Regions from separate parts of the Mus musculus genome. Here region 2 is linked to region 1. The links are chromatin loops, found by intact Hi-C in ENCODE. Cell type or tissue: heart. All regions are shown on one strand. Links, peaks and the distances in the headings refer to the core of each region. The heading gives the core; the rest is flanking DNA. Region 1 overlaps Ret (ret proto-oncogene). Region 2 holds the start of Bms1 (BMS1, ribosome biogenesis factor).

What was found. A loop is a pair of places that touch in the nucleus more often than their neighbours do. Peaks named below come from ENCODE experiments on the same cell type or tissue, not always from the same donor. Only the 100,000 strongest peaks of a DNase experiment are listed, where the experiment ranks them.
Region 2: it touches region 1 in a loop (10-fold over the local background); 6 of 42 quality-filtered maps call a loop at or near these places.

The regions. Positions count from the first base shown.
Region 1 is chr6:118,174,078-118,183,666 of GRCm38, forward strand. It overlaps Ret (ret proto-oncogene), which reads right to left. Exons shown (of 19, transcript NM_001080780.1): 3 at 7,748-8,035; 4 at 6,141-6,385; 5 at 5,195-5,390; 6 at 4,388-4,590; 7 at 2,101-2,359; 8 at 1,646-1,771; 9 at 930-1,040; 10 at 160-279. Among named protein-coding and RNA genes, the nearest start is that of Ret, 19 kb to the right of the region's middle. In heart, for the core only: no CTCF peak of the experiment used is centred there; a DNase peak (open chromatin) is centred at 5,844; H3K27me3 peaks cover 1,837 bases.
Region 2 is chr6:118,415,678-118,425,266 of GRCm38, forward strand. It overlaps Bms1 (BMS1, ribosome biogenesis factor), which reads right to left and starts at 3,740. Exons shown (of 23, transcript NM_194339.1): 1 at 3,611-3,740; 2 at 2,732-2,940; 3 at 1,711-1,901; 4 at 786-865. The coding sequence starts at 2,907. In heart, for the core only: a CTCF peak has its summit at 4,162 (motif pointing left); a DNase peak (open chromatin) is centred at 3,874; H3K4me3 peaks cover 1,968 bases; H3K27ac peaks cover 1,167 bases.

The sequences.
Region 1 (9,589 bases), core at 1,063-9,062:
GGGGCACCAACGGTACTGGGCCCAAAGGGAAGGAGGAGCCTCCCGGGAATCTAACTGCCTCCCCCACAGTCTCTTCCCTTGGTGGACCTCATAAATGTTGCTCAGAACTCCCTTGAGGGTTAGGGGAGGTTGGGGAACTGTGTGGGAGGCATGACTTACCCTGGCTGTCCTCTGGCTCGCAGAAGCATTTCTTCTCATCAGGGAAACAGTTGCAGATGCCGTAGCCTGCTTTAATGCCCTGGCGCTCCCCTCGCTCGTGTCCTCCAACAATGTCGGCACCTGAGGACATAGGTGGCACATTAAGTTTCCTGCTGTGGCCTGATACCTCAGAGTCCCCAACTCGGAGTCAGTAGCTCAGGCCCATCAAAGGCAATAGGTTCAGAGGCCCTTCTCATCTGGGCAGAGAGTTTAACACAATAACCCCCCCGCCCATACTGTCTATGGAAGTGGAGGGGAACCAAGACTCCTCAGAGTCATTGCTAAGGTCCCAGAAGACATCACCCATGGCTAGCCCCCAGTAACAGTAAAGATGGAAGTAATAGATAAGAGGCAAGGTGGGTTCTGAGCCAGCAGATCAGGGACTTGAGTTTCACAAGTCAGCCAAGGATAGGCAGGCCATGCTACAAAAGCCCAGTCTTGGGGGAACACGACGAACATTCAAATGAGATGGTAGTGGGACTGGCTTGACCCATCCTGCTTGGTTCAACCTACTATCACACACTTTTCCTCTTCAGTGCTAAGATGAAGCCATGGCCCTACATAAGCTAAGCTCGTGCACAGACAATACCCCCGTCCAGCCTGAGGCCTCCGATGGGCATCCATGTTCAGGAGGAGGTTAGGATTTCCAAGCTCTCTGCTGCTACCTCCCTCTCCTCTGCCCTTCCCGGACGCTGATAAGATGCATCACCACGGGCCTAGCATGGGCTTACGGAGACAGTCCTGGGGGCAAATGTTGGCATCCCGGCTCTCCACAGCATCACAGTGGCCGTCGGGGCAGGTCCTGGTACTGGGGGAGCAGGTGGAGAAGTTCCTGGTGATCCCTGTGGTGGAGCATACAGCAGGCTGTCACCCCACAGGGGCACATCCCACCACGACTCTGTCATGGTCCAACTCTGCCTCTCCTGGGACAGGGAGATGAAGGGACAAGTGGGGCAAGGCCACATACACCTAAGACGGCAGCGAGAAATGAGACAAGGGGTTCCCAAGGGCTGAAGTGCTTGGGCATCCCAGGACTGCAGACAGCCTTCCTTTAAGGAGGTCACTTGAAGGCAAGGATCCGTCAAAGCTATATTGCCAACAGGAGCCTTAGAGCGGGAGGTGCACCCAACAGTGAGGCAGACACACTTCCTAGTTGGGACTTTCTGGAAGAACCACTCTGTCTCCCATCTGTCCCAGCTCTGATATAGACCCTTCCAAACCCAGACTGAATCCAACTGAGGAACCGCTAGTTACAAGATGGCACGTGCCCCACCTTCTCTGCTGGCACTGGTTTCCCAAGAGGGACAGGGTCAGAAGACAAGGATTAAGGAAGCTCATGGCAGGGACTAGGAGGCCTTGCAGGAACCCTGATGGCAGCCAGAACATCCCCCCCCCTTCCCCTCCTCCCCGGTGCCCCCCACGACCCCCTGCCGGCTCCCACGCCTACCTTTACCATCTCCCTGGCGCCACTCGCACCTGCCAGTTGGAGAACCCAGGCCACCACATTCCTCACACTCGGGGCGCCTCTTGTTTACTGCACAGGACTTGGGGCAGCCTACTTCTTCAGTAATGGCTGGAAGCATGACAGACAGACAAGCCAAGGTCACTGGGGCTGGTGTGGGCCCAGTCTCTAGACCTCTCCAATGAACAGAATGTAGCAACAGTTCTACTGTCTCTGGACTGAAACTCCACAGGTTCTGGGGTAACCAGAGTATTGTATGGCAGGGACCTAGACACGAGAGCCAGAGGCTCTCATCAGCCTCCTGTCTGCTGAGCCCATCTGACAGGGAGGATATGAGGGTGACCACAGCAAAGGACACATGGTATCACTGGTTTACACCGAAAGACACAGCGAACACATTGTCTGTGACGTCTCACCCCTCCTTGGAGCCCGACACTTACATGTCCCCTCCACAGTGACCACTAGCGAAGCCTGGGTCTGTCTGCGGGTCTGCCGGTCAGTGGCTACCACCGTGTACTGAAGCTTGGTGCACTCAGGTCGCCGCAGGGCCTCTGTGTCATTTACAAATAGGGTCCCCGAGGTGTCCTCGGGTGAGGTGACCACACCTAGGGCAGTGCAGTTGATGCTGGAAGGCTGCAGCTTGTACTGGATGGAGACACCGCTGAACTCCTGGCAGTTTTCCACACAGACTTTCCCGATCTGGAGGGGAGGACAGGGAGGAGGAGAGGAAGGAGGAGGATCGTACCAGTGCACCTTAGCTGGATGGGCTCTTGGGAAGAGCAAATTGCAGAACGGCCCTCAACTTAGCTGTTTGTTTGTTTGTTTTTTTCGAGACAGGGTTTCTCTGTGTAGCCCTGGCTGTCATGGAACTCACTTTGTAGACCAGTCTGGCCTCGAACTTAGAAATCCGCCTGCCTCTGCCTCCCGAGTGCTAGGATTAAAGGTGTGCGCTGCTGCCGCCGCCGCCGCCGCCGCCACCACCACCACCACCTGGCTCAACTTTGCTTGAATGGCAGCCTTCCTCAATGTCCAGTGTTCTACAGCCTCAGCACCTACAAGCCCACCTTGCTTAAGAACACCAACTCACCAGAAACCCACACCACTGGGAGTCAGTTGTGATGGCCACAATCCCCCTGTTGTGTGTCTCTCTCCCCCCGCCCCCCCACCTGTTAGAGCGCCATGCCCTAGCTGGGAGACTGCAATGCTGTCATTGCACTTGAGGTCAAGAGGCCTCTGTAGAGGTTCTGGAAAGAGACCCCTTCTGAGGATGTTTGGCTCTGGAGCCAGGCCCTGAGCCTTTATCTCACATACACTCCAGAGAGCTATGGTTGCTCAGAGCTGCAGGAGTGGTCCTGGTTGTGGGGCCCTGTGTCTCAGGGCAAGCACAGACCTAGGGGGCAGCTTCTTAAGACCCAGAGCAGGGACAGGGGTTTCCCAAGCCACACGGACACCCTAACAATCCAACCTCCTGGTTGCTTCACTTTCCCTTACAAAGAACGTTCACCTCTATCTTCTCGGGGGACCCTTAAAAATATCCAAGTTCAAAACTATGGAGACAGTAAGAAACCAATCACTACAGGGCAATGACTGAGGCTCCCAGGTCTTTTAAATGCAGGTGGATCCGCCTCTAACTGATACCTCCAACCCCTTCTCAAGCCCTTCACTTTGTCATCCCCACTCCCGACCTGATGTTCTCACCCTGGAGAAGGGCTAAAGGCTCTCTCTATTTACAGGCAGGTCCTTCGTGTGCTGGTGACAGGAGTGAGTGAGAATCTGGAACCGACTTTAAGAATTGGAAAGACCCGGGCACAAGAGGAGACTGTTCTAAACACAGTCCGAAGACAGATCAACCCTCTACACCCCCCCCCCCCACCACACACACACACACACACACACACACACACACACACGTGCGCAAACCACAAATGAACTAAAAGCAACCAACAAACAGACACCGTGAGTGCTTGAGAAGAAACAAGTCAGAACGGCAGCAAATGCTGTCTCTGGTGGTCAAGGGGTGGGAGGGACATGTGCCCTCAATCCTCATCATTTTAATGAAGACCACCGCTCACTTTCTACTCTTTGTATTTTCATTTATTTTTAGCGGTGCTGGGGATGGAGCCTAGTGCGTGCTAGGACAGATCTATACCACTGAACCACGACCCCAATCTTTTACTTCTCCATTTCATTTATCATTTTCCAAAGACAAATATGAACATTACCTTGTGATGTCTCTAGCGCGTAAAATTCTATAAGCAGATGTGACCCCTGCCTTTTCCCACAAGCCACTACTGCCAACCACAGTCTGCTACCCACTAAAGTCCCCTCCCCCCATTAAAAAGGTATTTTTGCATTGACAGAGACACCAGAGACCAGGTTCCTCCAACCACTTTTTCCACTTAACAGTACAGCCAAGAACATCTTTCCAAGTAGGCATACACGGGGTTACCTGGAAATGTTTTGTATTAGTGCAAAAAAAAAAAATGTTTTAAAGATACCAAGAAGTAAGACGGTAAGATCAGAAGGCTTGCTCTGGGAGCTAACGAGAGGCTAGGAGCTCTCTAGGGTGAAGCGGGGTAAACAGAGGCTTAAGGATCCCTCTACTAGGGAGCCACCTATGCTAACGCTGCACTGGATGGGCTAGGGAAGAGGTGCCACCCACCCATAGCCCTGCCTGCAGTCTTGGAACCCCCTAACCTCATGCCATGTAATGGGCCACGGGCTCACCTGGGCATAGCGGCGGGCCCTCTTATTCACTGGGAAGGAGTAGGCCCTGGGTAGGTTCAGGGTGACGGGCAGTACAGACACGTTGAAATGGAGGACGAGGATACCACCTGCCCCAGGCCCCTGGAAGTCTGAGTCGTTGACCAGGACCGCGAGCTGCAGGACTCGGCTCTCTGAGATAGACAGGCTCCTGTTGAGAATCAGCTCTGTAGGCGGGCACGACAAGGAGACAAAACAAGTTACTATCCTTCATCATCACGTCTTGTGCCACATACTATATAGCCACACCAACGTCCAACCCTGCAGGTCTGGTGGGCAGTCTTACAATAGTACTGATATTTAAAAGCTAAACATTTTACTCGGCTAGATCTCGTGTGTGAGTGTGTGTGTGTGTGTACACATGCATATGCTCCAGAGAGACATACGGTACATGTGGTACATGTGTGGTGTGTTTATATATAGGGGTTTATTATGTCCTGTGGTTTGATATGTATACAAAGTGTGTATACTTTTGTGGGTGTAGTGTGTTAGGTGGGTATGAAATGTATGAGTGTGGTGTTTACTTACTGGTGGGCGGGTGTAAATTAGCATATTTAAATGAGTTTGTGTATGGGGTGTTTGGGTAGTGTTTGTATACACAGACTGTGTGGGGCCTGGAATGGGTGTGCTCAGTGGGACATATTTTGGTGTATGGAATGTATGTGGTTTTCCTGTAGTGTGTGAGAGTGTGTGTGTGTGTGTGTGTGTGTGTGTGTGTGTATACCAAGTGTCCTGAAGTTCTGGGAAAACATCACGCCGTTGGCTTCTTACTGTAATTGTGCATGGTTGCCCGAACGGAGTTGTTGTTGACCTGGACCAAGGTCTCGATGGGCGAATGCTCCACCCGGAAGGTCTGCTGGGCCCAGGAGTCCCCTGAGAGGAGTGTGTTTGTGTACCGTCTCACCAGCTCCCCAGACGCTGGCACCACATCTGCATCGAACACCTGCAGGGTGGCCACCACAGTGCCCTACAGAAAGCAGAGTGCCAGTCAGCGCAGGTATAGTCAGAGGATCACATGACCTCGCACAGCCCAGAACTAGACCAACTATGTGTTCTTTGAACCAATCCTAGGGCCAGACGATCAGAACTGAATGTTTGTCCCCAGGGCCTCGGGTAAGATTTGTAAGCAAAGCCACAGGGCCACTGGGTTACTCTAAGGTTGTCTAATCAGATACTTTCTCGCTTCCCCATACTGCTCTCACTCCCTAGGAAGCCTGTAGCTAGTTAGTTCCCCAGAGAAGCAAAACACCCTTCTTACTGAGCCTAAGAGCAGGCTGCAGAGTAGCCTGAAGCCCAGCAGGTGGCAGTAGCACACCACCTAGGCTGGTCAAAGCAGCATGGGCGAGGACATCCTCTCATAGGACACTCCTGGACAAGTTGCCCAGCTGCCAGCAGAAGGGAGTACCCTCCTTTTTGCCAGGTCAAGTGAGCCTGAGTGTTCTTCCCCAGTGCTCTCCTCATGAGGCCCTTGGCCTCATTATACACAATCTAAGCACCCCAGGTTCGGGCCTTCACAGTGCCAGCCCAGTTTACTGCAGCTATCTGGCTGGCAGTCAGCCAAACAGACAAGACACAAAGGACAAGTAGAGGGTCACATGACTGGACGGCTAGTGGAACAGCTAGCTAAACAGATCAAATATAAACTGCCGACAGGGACAAACACCAAACATGCACAGGACAAGACAACCAGACAATCAAATGCCACTGTGGGACCAACCTCCTTCCGCTTAAACTCCACCACCGCGCTGGCAGTGCCCACACCTCCAGAGAAGGTGGGCGCCGAGTCGTCCTCATCATACACTGTCACTGGGAAGGACAGAGTCACCGTCTCTTTGTTGGCACCAGGGCCTGCCACTATGCACAAAGCCTCCAGCACATACTTCTCCCGGAGCTCTCGATCCAGGGCCCAGCGAGTGCTCACCTCCAGGCAGTCTGGGTCACAACGGAAGGGCAGACTATCCCCTGTCACCAAGCAGAAGGGAATACCGCATGACCACTGGGTAGGGGATGGGGCGTGGCCTCCCTTGCTCATGGTTCTACCCAGAGTGGATGGCAGTGGGCTCTGTGGGGACGGCACACAGTACTCCAAATATAGGCTGTGTGAGGTTTGTGTCACCTACTGTTTTGTGCCTGGAGCCTTCACTCATGCAAATGGGCAGACAAGGGTTGACATAAGGCCAGGTGTCTCTGTCATGGCCTGGAGGGGGGATGCCCAGGAGGGCAGAGGATAGGCAGAGAGCCAGCTCCAGGTATGGTCAGATTCACAATGTCATCCATTTTGTTTTTTTTTAAATCACAGACATGACATTTGCTCGTGTCAGACAATGGGAGAAACATCCCGGTTCGATGACTTGAAAACAGATACTGGACATCAGGGGTGTGACTGACATTCCAACCAGGATTTCTGGATATGGGATTTGATTTCCTGTTGTTTGTGTCCTGCGATTGTGACCTGATTGGTTTCTTGAAGCCTTCATTTATTCTACATAAGCAAGATGTCAAAGTATACAGGTCCACTTTGCTAGAAGGGCTAGCTCCCCAGAAAGGTCTGCTGTGCCTGCGGATGCTAGCAGAACCCCTGGAACTGGGTTCAACACCCCATCTCTAGCTTAGAAGAATCCATCTGGGTCTCCTTAAGAGCAAGCCAGGAAGCTCCACGATTTTCATGCCAACTCCAGCCTCGCTATCAGCCCATCCTCCCAATCAGGAGTCTGTCCTGGACCCTTCCGTGTCCCTAACTGTACCATACACTACCCTGGCACGAACTGTACCCAACATAGGAGCCCAACTAAGCCTTTTTAGATGCAAGTGGAGACTTCTCATACCTGCCCCCCGACTTCCACAGTTTCCCCTGCACTAGGGAAAGAAACCCTGACATTTCCCCTGACATAGCCAGCCTGCCCCTGTTTGCCACTGTTTCTCTAGTGGCTAACTGCAGTCCAACTACAAATGGTCTCAGTTTAGCACCTTCTGGGGCCAGAGCCTTTTGGCACCTACCCACTTGGTTTAGTGGCCCCTACCTCTCTGTTCTCTCAGCTTCTCACTCCTCCTTAGAAACCATCTAGATTCCTTGACGTGTCCAAGGGCTCTATCCTCCAGATGACTAGAGGCTTCAAGGCAGGCAAGACGCCAGATCGTTTGTTTGTTTACAGTTGTATCCTAACTTCCTTCAACACTACTTGGCTGGTGACAGACATTCAAGAGAGATACTTCTGGAATACTCAACAAGTGGCAAAAAGAACTCGTGGCTCACCCTAAGGGCTTATAGCACCATGCCTCCCATGTAACAGGACAAAGGAATAGCCCCTTGAGGCTGGAACTCACCTCCTAAGAGACTGTACTTCACACTGATGTTGGGACAAAGGAACTGCACGGGTAACATGTGGAAGTGGTAGAAGGTGCCAGGAGGCCTGTTCTCCCTGACTCGGAAGGACACGGCTGTCTCTGGGATGCAGAGATCCTGGGCTTTGAAGGAGCTACAATTTGGGAAGGTGTCGTTGATGAAGGAGAAGTACACACGGGTACAGCCTGGCCAATGGCATTCTCCCTCTCTCTGGGCTGTGGACCCCAGAAAGACCTGGAGGAAGATGGTGAGCAGGGGGAAACCACCATCTGTAGAAAGAGAAGAAGACAGCTCCTTTTCAGGTGAGGGATCAAGAAGAGGGGCAGGAATTCCAGGGTTCAGTGTGGTCCACAAGTCTCAGCTGATACCTCCCCATCGCCGCCCGCTGCAGGATGATGGAAATCAGTAGCCCTCTTACCTGCCTCTTTTGTCTTTCAGGTTTCTGCTCAAATGGTCCAACCTGAAAGAAGTACCCAAGCCCTGCCTGGGGCTAAAGTTTCCAGGTCCTGCCAGGTGAGTGGCCTCATAGTGTAGGTTCCTGCAGGCCTCTGGGAGTTGGACTCTCCACCCTCCAACCCCGCCTACCAATCAAGTGCTTTGCACAGATTTCATTAATACTCTGTAGAAGAGTTTCCAGTTAAGTTCTACCACTGAGGCACCACAGCCCACTTTAGTGAGGTCTAGCCTTTGGCAGAGGCAGGCATCTCCCTGGGCCTCTGCCTTAGGCCTGGCAGATTGCTACAGGGTTCAGTTTGCTTCCCCTTAGCCTGTATTACATTGTTATGATGACCCTGTTGTGGTTAACATTCTCTGAACAAACTGTCCAAATTGCTGTGTGCTTCTTTCCTGACTGGACGAGGCCATGCTCAAACATGAGTGGTGTAGGTCTTCAGGGAACTGCAGGTTTACAGCACATTCCACCCTGGCTTCCCCCCAAGGACTCTCATTCCTCAGTTTCCCACTATGGTTCAGGAGGGACGCAGAGGAAATGAAGGTATTTTTGAAACCAAGAGACATTGCAGAGTACTTCCTCCAGGAACTGTCTAGACCCATGGCTCTCAACCTTCCTGATGCTGTGACCTTTAACACAGTTCCTTACATTGTGGTGACGCTCAATCATAAAATTCTTATTGCCTTGCTACCTCCTAACACTAACATTGCTACTGTTACGAATCATTGTGTAAATATCTGCTATGCATGCCAAGGGGTCTCAACCCAGAGGCTGAGAATCACTGATCTAGACTATGTTGGCACCTCGAGCATCCTCCCATCTTACTATCCTGGCTGCTGTGGTGTTTTGACTATGCTTGGCCCAGGGAGGGGCACTACTGGGAGGTGTGGCCTTGTTGGAGTAGGAAGTGTGTCATTGTGGGGTTGGGCTTTGAGACCCTCCTCCTAGCTGCTTGAAAGCCAGTCTTTCTCCTGTTTGCCTTTGGGACAAAGATGTAGAATTCTCAGTTCCTTCTCCAGCATCATGTCTGCCTGGACGCTGCCATGCTTCCACCATGATGATAATGGACTGAACCTCTGAACCTGTAAGCCAGCCCCAATTAAATATTGTCCTTCATAAGAGTTCCCTTGGTCATGGTGTCTCTTTACAACAATGGAAGCTCTAACTTAGACACTGCTCTTGTCAGATAGGTCAGTCACTCTACAAATCCTGTCGATATAGTTAATTCTGTATCATAGTATTCATCTACCCTGCCTCCACGTGTGGACTGGAACTTAAGGACTTGTGAGGCCATGCCTCAGAGGAGGTCCTGGGAGGCGCATACCATCACCATCCCACATCACACAGGCGAGTCAGATCCTCACTCTCCACA
Region 2 (9,589 bases), core at 739-8,738, 240 kb after region 1:
GATAATGGAGGATAAAAACCACCCAATTCTGTATACAAACGTGGGAAGCATTCAAACAGTGAGACAACGAAGATCCTACAAAACGAAAACTTATGCTCAAAAAGAAAAGGGAATGGCGATTCCCGCTCAATCCTAGCACCTGTCTTAATCCCAGCACTCAGGAGGCAGAGGCAGGTGGATCTCTGCGTTTGAGAACAGCCTGGTCTACAGAGTAGTTCCAGGACAGCTAGGACTACAGCGAAATCATGTCTCAAAACAAAACAAGAAAGAAATAGGAAGGGTTCATCCCAAAACAATGACCTTAACTGTTAGGAGCCTCAATTTCATTATACGTAAAGTGCACATAATACCTGAAGGAGCACATTAGTGGTTATGTGAACTAAATTGACAGAAAGCCGTTAGCATAGTATCTAGGAAGCATTCAAGAAATGGCAGGCATTGTGCAAGCAAGTATATGTGTGCGTGCATGTGTGCACTGACAATCTTGTCTTATACATGTATATGTGTATGTATGTATCGATATAATCCTGTCTTGTACATATGTGTGCATGTGTGTATCATATACTAATATTGTCCAATATTTTCTCACCCTATGCATTTCTTTAGGTTTGAGAATGTGTTCATGCACATTCCATTTTTTTGACAGTATCAATGGTTGCCATAATTTCAACCACTTCTATCCTATCTTTCCTGAATAATCACAAGTATTTCCTTGCAAATGAGATAAATAACCCATCACATTGTCACACTCTCCATTGGGAACCCAGGTCACCCTATTGACTTACCAGATCTGCTACTTTAGCTAGATCAATCATTACATTGATGTCACACCCACACTCAATAATTGTAAGTCTGCGCTTTTTACCTGTAAGTACAAGGATGAAACTTTTACATTTTAAAAAAACTTGAGAATACCCTATCCATTAACTTTATAATGTTCTTGTTTTTAACTGTAAAATACCACATACCTTTACAGTACAACTCTAGACAGTTTATAACTAATGCCCATGATCCTGCTGAGCTACAGGCCACTCTCTTTATCTCCATCAAAATCTCTACACTCTCAATACAGCTAAAACCATCAAACCTAACCTAGCAGCATGTCCACGGGACAGGCATATGCTCCTGTACTATTACTATAAACACAGTGATCAAGGATGTCCCAAAGATAAAGAAATGTCCTACTCCATCACTTCTTTAACAAGGCACTTCAGTTCCTAACATTACCATTTGGAGAATTTACTTCATCTTCTCTCACTGAAGCACCCAAAATCTAATCCCAGCACTCTGGAGCCAGACTGGAGGTCAGCCTGGTCTATATACCAAGTTCCAGGAGAACCAGAGCTACATAGAGAGACCCTGCTTCAAATACAAAAACAAACAAAAGTGCACAAATTATCGCAGAGTAGCTTTGAGAAGGAAAGTGATGTGTGGGGTATATGGGAGCTCACTTATTGTTAAATGAATGGGCTCACAGTAACAAGACCCAGTCCTAGGCCTTTCCACGAAGCACACTTGGCAAAGCAGACCAAGCAGTCAGACTGAGGAGGTGCACATCAGCATTGTATGTCTGAGAAGTTACCTTCTGAGTTACAGGCAAGTCAGTAAAAGCAACCATGTGGTAATCGGATGTAACAACATCGGTGTTATATATTCTGTTTGACCAAACAGCAATCCCTTGGCACAGCAGTCTATGGAGGCACTCCCTACCTGACACAATTGTCACAGGGCCTCTGATCTCACTCAATTTCTGTCTGGTAAAATTCCGAATCAGGCATCGTATCAAAGTGCTCTTTCCAACTTTTGGAGGTCCCATCACCACTACCACTATTGGTGGGGGCTCCAGTGGAGTTCTGTCAACCACTGGAATGTGATGCTTTTTCGTCTTTAAGTCCTGAGTCCTATGTGTTTACAAAAATAAAACAAAACAAAGTTTACTTCCAAAACACAAAAGATCTTTTAAAAGTCCAGATGGTATAGAGACCAGATAATACATGGATCCAATTAACTTTATTTTAACCGGTTAACTTCTAACCCCCTCCTCACCCAAAAGTTATTCTTCAGTAAAGATAAAACAGATGACTAAAAAATAAAGTTAATAATCAAACACATCATGACACTGACTTGGCTTTAATGTTTAAGAGAATTAAGGGGAACCATAGTGACGAGATGTTATAAAACAAGTCAGGTGTAGGAGACAGGGTAAATGTTCTATCAACTGGCTATTGAACTTGTGCTCTGAATCTGTTTTCTTATCCACAGATGAGAATAATTCCTAACTTCTTAATGCTGTTGAAAGAATTCAATTAGGTAACATTTAAAGAAAACTGCTGGCTATATATTATTATCTCCCTAAATACAGTTATTTTAGTATTTTACATTAAAAGTATTGGGGGGGAACCACCAACACTTTAACTGCCATGGAGATATGCAAAGTTTAGGAGATTTTTTTGTGTGTGATCTAAATTGTGTAAATTCTTCTTCTTGGACAAGAAAGAAAGAAGGACAGAAAGAAAGAAAACAAAGAAAAAAGTGGGGAAAGGCAAAGGGCAGGTGTTAGAGGGAAAATGTTTCTTTGACAGAGCTCTGACATTTTAGGAAAAGCCATACGGCATGCCTACTATGGCATGCCTACGTCCTTCAGACCTGAGTTAAGACTCACAAGGCAAATGCCATCTGGGAGAGGCTCCCAGTACTTAAGGGAAGACCCACTAACCCCAGGTAAACACACCTGTGAAAGGACCTCGCCATCCGCACAGCTGACTGCACTGCGAAAGCTTTGGGGTTTCTCTTCCGGGCATCCTCTTCATCTCCAAGCTGTAGGTCTTGCAGGTGCCGTTTCTTTTTCTTCTCAGCTTTAGGCCCACTGTGCTTCTTCCTATGTTTCTTGTGGTCCTTGGTCTCCATGGTGGCTATTTATCTACTACAAATAAGTCTTACCTACACGGAACAGGGAGGACGGTGGTGGTAATCAATTATAATCAGGGTAACACAGGAGGGCAGTAATTTAATTTACTTAAGTGCTGATGTATTTGTTCATTGAATGGAGGTAGAAAATGTTTAGCCAGTATCTTCAAATTCACGTCCCTTTCTTACGCCATAAAGTATAAGAGTTAGCAGCACCAACACTATCCTTCTTATGTTTTATGTTGAAGCCATTTCGACAGTGCTCATTTTTTGTAATGACAGAAATACATCCTACCTGCTGTTCTCAGTACAGAAGCCTTGTGAACTACACGTGGTTACAGAGAATTTCAAGCGTACCTTCGGAAACTGAAAACTATCTTAAGTTTAAATTAATTTTAAACTTAGTCGCACGTGACTAGTGCCTACTATTCTAGGTAGCTTAGGCTGAAGTGTCCTTTTAACTTAAAACGAAAACAAACATACAAGTTTAAGACATCCGAACAGTGCTGAGCAGACTCGCCTCTCAGCTCCTGGAGGAAGCACATTTTCCCCTCCCGGTGATCTATTTTTGCTGGGAGAAGAACACGCAGCCGAGCTGGGCAGGAGCCCTCCCTGCTCGAGTGACCCGCTCCCCATCCAGCACTGCACGAACCCACGCCCTCCACACTCCCGGGAGCACCTCTCCGGCGGCCGAGAAACTTGCCTTCCAGCCCAGACGCAGCCTGGGAGCAGCCTGTCGGGAGGTCGAGGACCGACCGAACCGGGAAGCCGACGGGGCTCGCGAAAGCACTCGGACTCACGGCAGCAACCGCTCCAGCCCGCAAGCACGACGCCGGAAGCGGAAACTGTCCTTCTGCTTGTACCCGTCGGAGGGAAACGAGCAAAGAAGAGGGGAAAAAAAGGAACCCGTGGACGGACGACTTTCAGGGGAAAGCCGGAAGTAAGCTCTGGGTTGGCTGAGGGTTGCGCAAGCGCACTTTCAGATTTCGCACGGACTGCCCTCTCCTTCGGGTCCCAGCCACTCTGAGAGTCGGGCTCTCAGCCAGCGCGACCTGGCTTCAGAGGATCCGCGCGGCGCTGGGCCCTGGCCCGCTTATTTGAGTAGCAGAGGAACGCTGGAAGGACGCCCGAGTCATCGCCAGTCCCAACTTGAAAGCTGTGAATTCCGCCGCCCCATCCGCTAGGCTACCGCTCCCTGTCACCGCTGCCAGAGCTGTCCTCACGGGTTTTCAGCGCTCTGCTGCCCTCTTGTGCCAGGACCGACGGGCTGAGGGCAGGGTGCTCCTCTGTGCTCCTGGAGAGGGCGTTTTCTTCAGAAAACGTCTTAGCTTGCCATTTTGTGTGCATGTGTGGCTATGTGTGTCGTGTGTCTTGTGTCTCTGTGCTCAGCCTTGCATCCCCAGGACTCAGTCCAGTCCTGGGGAATAGCCCTCAAACCCCCAGTCCCGGTTATTTGCTACAGTTATGCTGGACTCAAAACTGAGCTCATCTCAAGGAGAATAAGAAGTAGGGTTTTTTCCTTGCGCCAAATAAGAGTGACTGCGGCCTGGGAATACGGATTCAGGTTCCCACAAAATAGCATGTTCATGCAAAACACAGCTCTCACCTCAATGAGCCAAGAACATGGGTTCAGTTGCCTCAAAGTCTCCCATTTTGTACCTTTTAATAGCACACCAACACAAAACAGCTCTAAAGGTTCATATGGAAATTATGAAACAAAATCAAAGGTTTAGCAAATGATAGTTTGTGAGGTTGGCCCTCCTATTTCTCTCTCCCCATCCTTTGACTATCATTCCAGTGACCATCATTCTAGCCTTTCTGCACATTCCAGAGCAACGCCCCAATTTCTGCAGGAAGTAGTTATAGAAAAGACTACATTGCCCTTTATCATCAACAAAAGGATTGGAATGTAAGATCGCAAACTGAGGACAAATGGCTGACAGAGGTGTCTATTGAACAAGTCAAACAGCCCTCAGTCCCAACCTGTGACAGGGTCATCCTGCCTGGCAACTATCCCCCTAGCTGAACCACCAAATGAGGCCTATGAGAAATTTCTCATACAGTCCAACGCTGGAAGAACTCAGGGCAGACACCATAGTGCTTGCTAACTCACTCATTAGGCTTATGCTTGCCTTATTTTCTTACATAGCACAGTATCACTTGCCCAGGGAATGGTGGTACCCATAGTGGGCCTGGCTATCCTAAATCAATTAATAATCAAGTCCAGCCCTCCAGTCATACCTATAAGCCAATCAGATTTATGCAATTCCTTAACTGAGACTTTCTTATTGGACCATCATATGACTCTGGACTGTGTCAAGTTGACATTGAGAGGTAACTAGACAACTAGTCAGTTAGTTTTCTTAAGGCACTAAACACTAAGGACATTTTTCATAGGCATACTAAAGAGATTTTAGCATGTTTGTTTCATTATCCCCAAATGGTTGCTTAGAACGCAATGGCTAAGATATGGAGCTGCAGAACATTCTGTTACAAAGTAGATGCCCAAAGATGCTGGGAGTTAGTGGACGGGGGTTGGGTGAGAGACATGGCCTTTGACATAGGGAATGGGATCCACTTTAATTCTGAGACACTGGAGTTAAGGTGCCTGAAGGCGTGTGGTGTGAATGTTGACATTTGAGTATGCTGGGGCTTGGTGTGCATGACAAATGTGGTATCTCTCTGGGGGTAAGCTCTCGTGAGTCCTGAAATATTAGAAAATGTGTTCTATGTAATCCTCAATAAATAAAAAAACTTTTGAGTGAACAGTTTGTATCTCTAGTTAAATAGACAAGTCACATTTATGACACTAGATAAGGCCATTTTGTTCACTGATACTATTTTGTGGTGGGGGAGAGGTTCAAGCCAGAGTTTCTCTGTATAGCCCTGGCTGCTTGAAATTTGCTCTGTAGAAATTTGCTCTTTGAACTCAGAGATTTGTCTGCCCCTGCCTCCTGATGTCACCAGGAAGTGAAAGGAAGCTGAATCCTGTGTTGGAGGAGATTAAGTTGAATTAAGGGAGTAGCAACCTTGGGGCAAGATCCCACTCAGCTAAATTTAGGTCCAGACATGATAGTACAACCCTTTAATCCCAGGAGGCAAAGACAAGCAGATCTCTAAGTTCAAGGCCAGCCTAGAACACAGCAAGTTCTAGGTGAAGAAAAGCTTAAGTCCAGGCATGGTGATACATACCTTTAATCCCAGTGCTTAGGAGACAGGCATGCAGATCTCTGAGTTCAAAGTCAGTCTACAGAGCAAGTTCCAGGACAGACAAGATTAGGCAGTAAAGGAGTTGGAAAACAGAAAGCTGGTGATAATGTAGTAGAACAAGGGACTATGGTCCAGCCCCAGAAAGCAGCAGAACTTGGGAGCTTTGCCCACATAGCTCTGGCATTAGAGTCCAGAATAGAAGGGACGATTGGGACAATTGATGCCGAGTAGCTGGAGCTAAGAAATTAGTGGTAACTAAGAAGAAACCAACATCACTGAGGTGAAATCTTCTGGGAAATTTTTTTCTGACAGCACAAAGAAGCTGTGTTCCAGATATAACCAAGTTTATACCTTGTGCTGCAGCTGGACATGGTAATGTGTAAGAGTCTCCCAGTTGGTACTGGTTTTGAAGGTATGAAGGGGTCATAAAGAGCAGCTGAGGCCTGGCACTGTAAGAGACCATGGAATATAGTTGATGGCCTAGGACTGAAGAGATCATGTAAAGGATTTGAGGCTTGGCACCGTGAAGAGAGCTTTTAAGAGACTATTGGTGAAGCCTAGTTGCAGCAGAAGACACCAGTGTACTAGAGATGCCAAGACCATGGATGATTACCAAGAACAGCAGCAGCAATGGAGTGGTGTCAACCAGAGCCTACAATGCTACAGAGGGGAGAGCTGGAGATTTGACCCAAGCCCTTTGGAAGAGACCACAAGATCGTGTGTAGATCCCAGATATTGGAACAAGAAGCTGTGAATTTGAAGTTGCCTTTGAGATCCGAAGATGTTTGAGATGCCAGAGCCATGGGATACCTGCCAAGGAAAGCTGCAAAGAGGGAGTGGAACCACCCCAGCCCTGGAGAAAGAAGTGTGTTGAGTTCTACATAGATGAAAAAGAAGTGGAAATCTGAAGACCACTTTGACATCAGACATGGAGATATTTGGAGTTTGCCCAGCTGGTTTCCTGTCTTGCTTTGGGGATTACAGTTAAGTAACTGGATGAATGTCAGAAGAGACTTTGAACTTTGGACTTTTAACATTATTGAGGCTGTGATAGACTATGGGGGCTGAGTTCTACATAGATGAAAAAGAAGTGGAAATCTGAAGACCACTTTGACATCAGACATGGAGATATTTGGAGTTTGCCCAGCTGGTTTCCTGTCTTGCTTTGGGGATTACAGTTAAGTAACTGGATGAATGTCAGAAGAGACTTTGAACTTTGGACTTTTAACATTATTGAGGCTGTGATGGACTATGGGGGCTTTGGAAGTTGGTCTAAATGTACTTTGCATTATGCTATGTTTAGGTATGGCCCCCATAGACTCATGCATTTGAACAAGCCTATTGGGGCCAGGGAGTGGAATGTAATGGCTTGTATATTTGTGGCTCAGAGAGTGGCATTATTAGGAGGTGTGGCCTTGTTGGAGTAGGTGTGTCACTGTAGGTGTGGGCTTTAATATCCTAGTTCTAGCTGCCTGGAAGCCAGTATTCTGCTAGCAGCCTTCAGATGAAGATATAGAACTCTTAGCTCTTCCCATACCATGCCTGCCCAGATGCTGCCATGCTTCTGCCTTGGTGATAATGGACTGAACCTCTGAACCTGTAAGCCAGCCTCAATTAAATGTTGCTCTTTTTAAGAGTTGCCTTGGTCATGGTGTCAGTTCACAGCAGTAAAACCCAAAGACAGGGTTATAATTTCAAATCTTCTACTATATGTATTTAATTTGGGGTACATGTGGAAACCAGGAATCTACTAATGGGCCATTGTAGGGACTACATGCTCAGTGTAGAGGGATAATCAATGTATTAATTAATTTTCTATTAGTGTGCTAAAATAAACAGGACTAGAGGCAACTTAAAAAGAGTGTAGAGGCATGGTGGCACACGCCTTTAATCCCAGCACTTGGGAGGCAGAGGCAGGCGGATTTCTGAGTTCGAGGCCAGCCTGGTCTACAGAGTGAGTTCCAGGACAGCCAGGCTATACAGAGAAACCCTGTCTCGAAAAACCAAAAAAAAAAAAAAAAAAACAAAACAAAAAAAAACCAACAACAACAACAAAACAAAACAAACAAAAAAAGAGTGTAAATTGGTTTACACTTTAGGACTAGTATCCCTAATAACAGGGAAATTATTCAGGTAGAAATGGTAAACTGAAAGGTCACATCTTTTGCACACAGGAAATATAGACCCAGAAGTGGTATTTGACTATAAATTATCAAATGTGACTATAAATTATTAGTGAGATGCTTCCTCTGGCAAGGCTCCACATCATAAAGGTTCCAGAATTCCTAGGCAAATGGAGTTCTATTCAGAAAGTCCCTCCCTACACCAACATCATCTACCTAAGTTAACTTCTAGTGGTTTCACATGTCAGGTTTCATACCAAGATCTCTGACTCATTTGTAGTGAAATTTTGTGGAAAGTAATATATATGGGTTTAACTTCATTCTTCAGTCTGTGGATATCAAGTTTTTTGAAGATTCTGTTTTTTCTCCAGTGTATGTTTTTGTTATCCTTGACAAGTGCCAGATGTCTGTAGTTATGTGAACTTATGTCTGTGTTTTGTTCCGTTGGCTTATTATGTTTATTTTGTGACATTACTATAACTTTTATTACTATAGTTTTGTACTGTCTCTTGAAATCTGGGGTGGTAATCCTTCTGACATTGTTCTTTTGCTCAGGATTTCTTTGGCTGTTTAGGGTCTTTTGTGCTTCTATAGGAATTTCAGGATTTCATTTCCTCGAATTTTTGAAGAATGCTGTGGGAAATCTGATTGGGATTCTACTGAATCTGTAAATGGCTTTTAGTAGAGTGGTCTTTTTCACAATATTCATTCTACCAACGCATAGACATGGGGAGCTTTTTCTTTTCTGGTGGTGTTCTCAGTCTCTTTCGTTGGCTTCTCATTACAAAGGTCCTTTGCCTCCTTGGTTAGGTTTGTGTAATGGTGAATAGTTAATCCACTTTGAGTTCCTGATGAGTCGTATGTGCTCTGCTCCCACCAAAGAGCTTGGATTCATGAAACAACACACACACACACACACACACACATACACACACACACACACATTTATATTTTGAGATGCCTTGACTACCTTAAGGGCAGGGCACTTCCAAATTCTTCCCGCGGCTAACATACACTGCCCTCGGATGTTCTTGGATTAATACTTGCTAAATCTGTATTTTTATCTCTGCTGCCCAAGACCCAATCGGGGGAGTAGCCCCTGGGGCCACTTTCTCGGATTCTTACATGTTGCAGGCTCCTTCATGGCACACGGTCCCACCTACGTCCCTTACAGGGTGGAATCCTTCTTCTCCCTCTGTCTGTCTTGCCTGGGAATCCTAAAAGTCTCATCTCTATCATCCTGCCCAGCTTTTGGCTGTTGGCTCTTCATTGATCAATCAAATACCAATTGGAGACAGGGACCCTCAGTATCTGGATACGTGTGATTTGGGAACCAAATTAAGACAAAG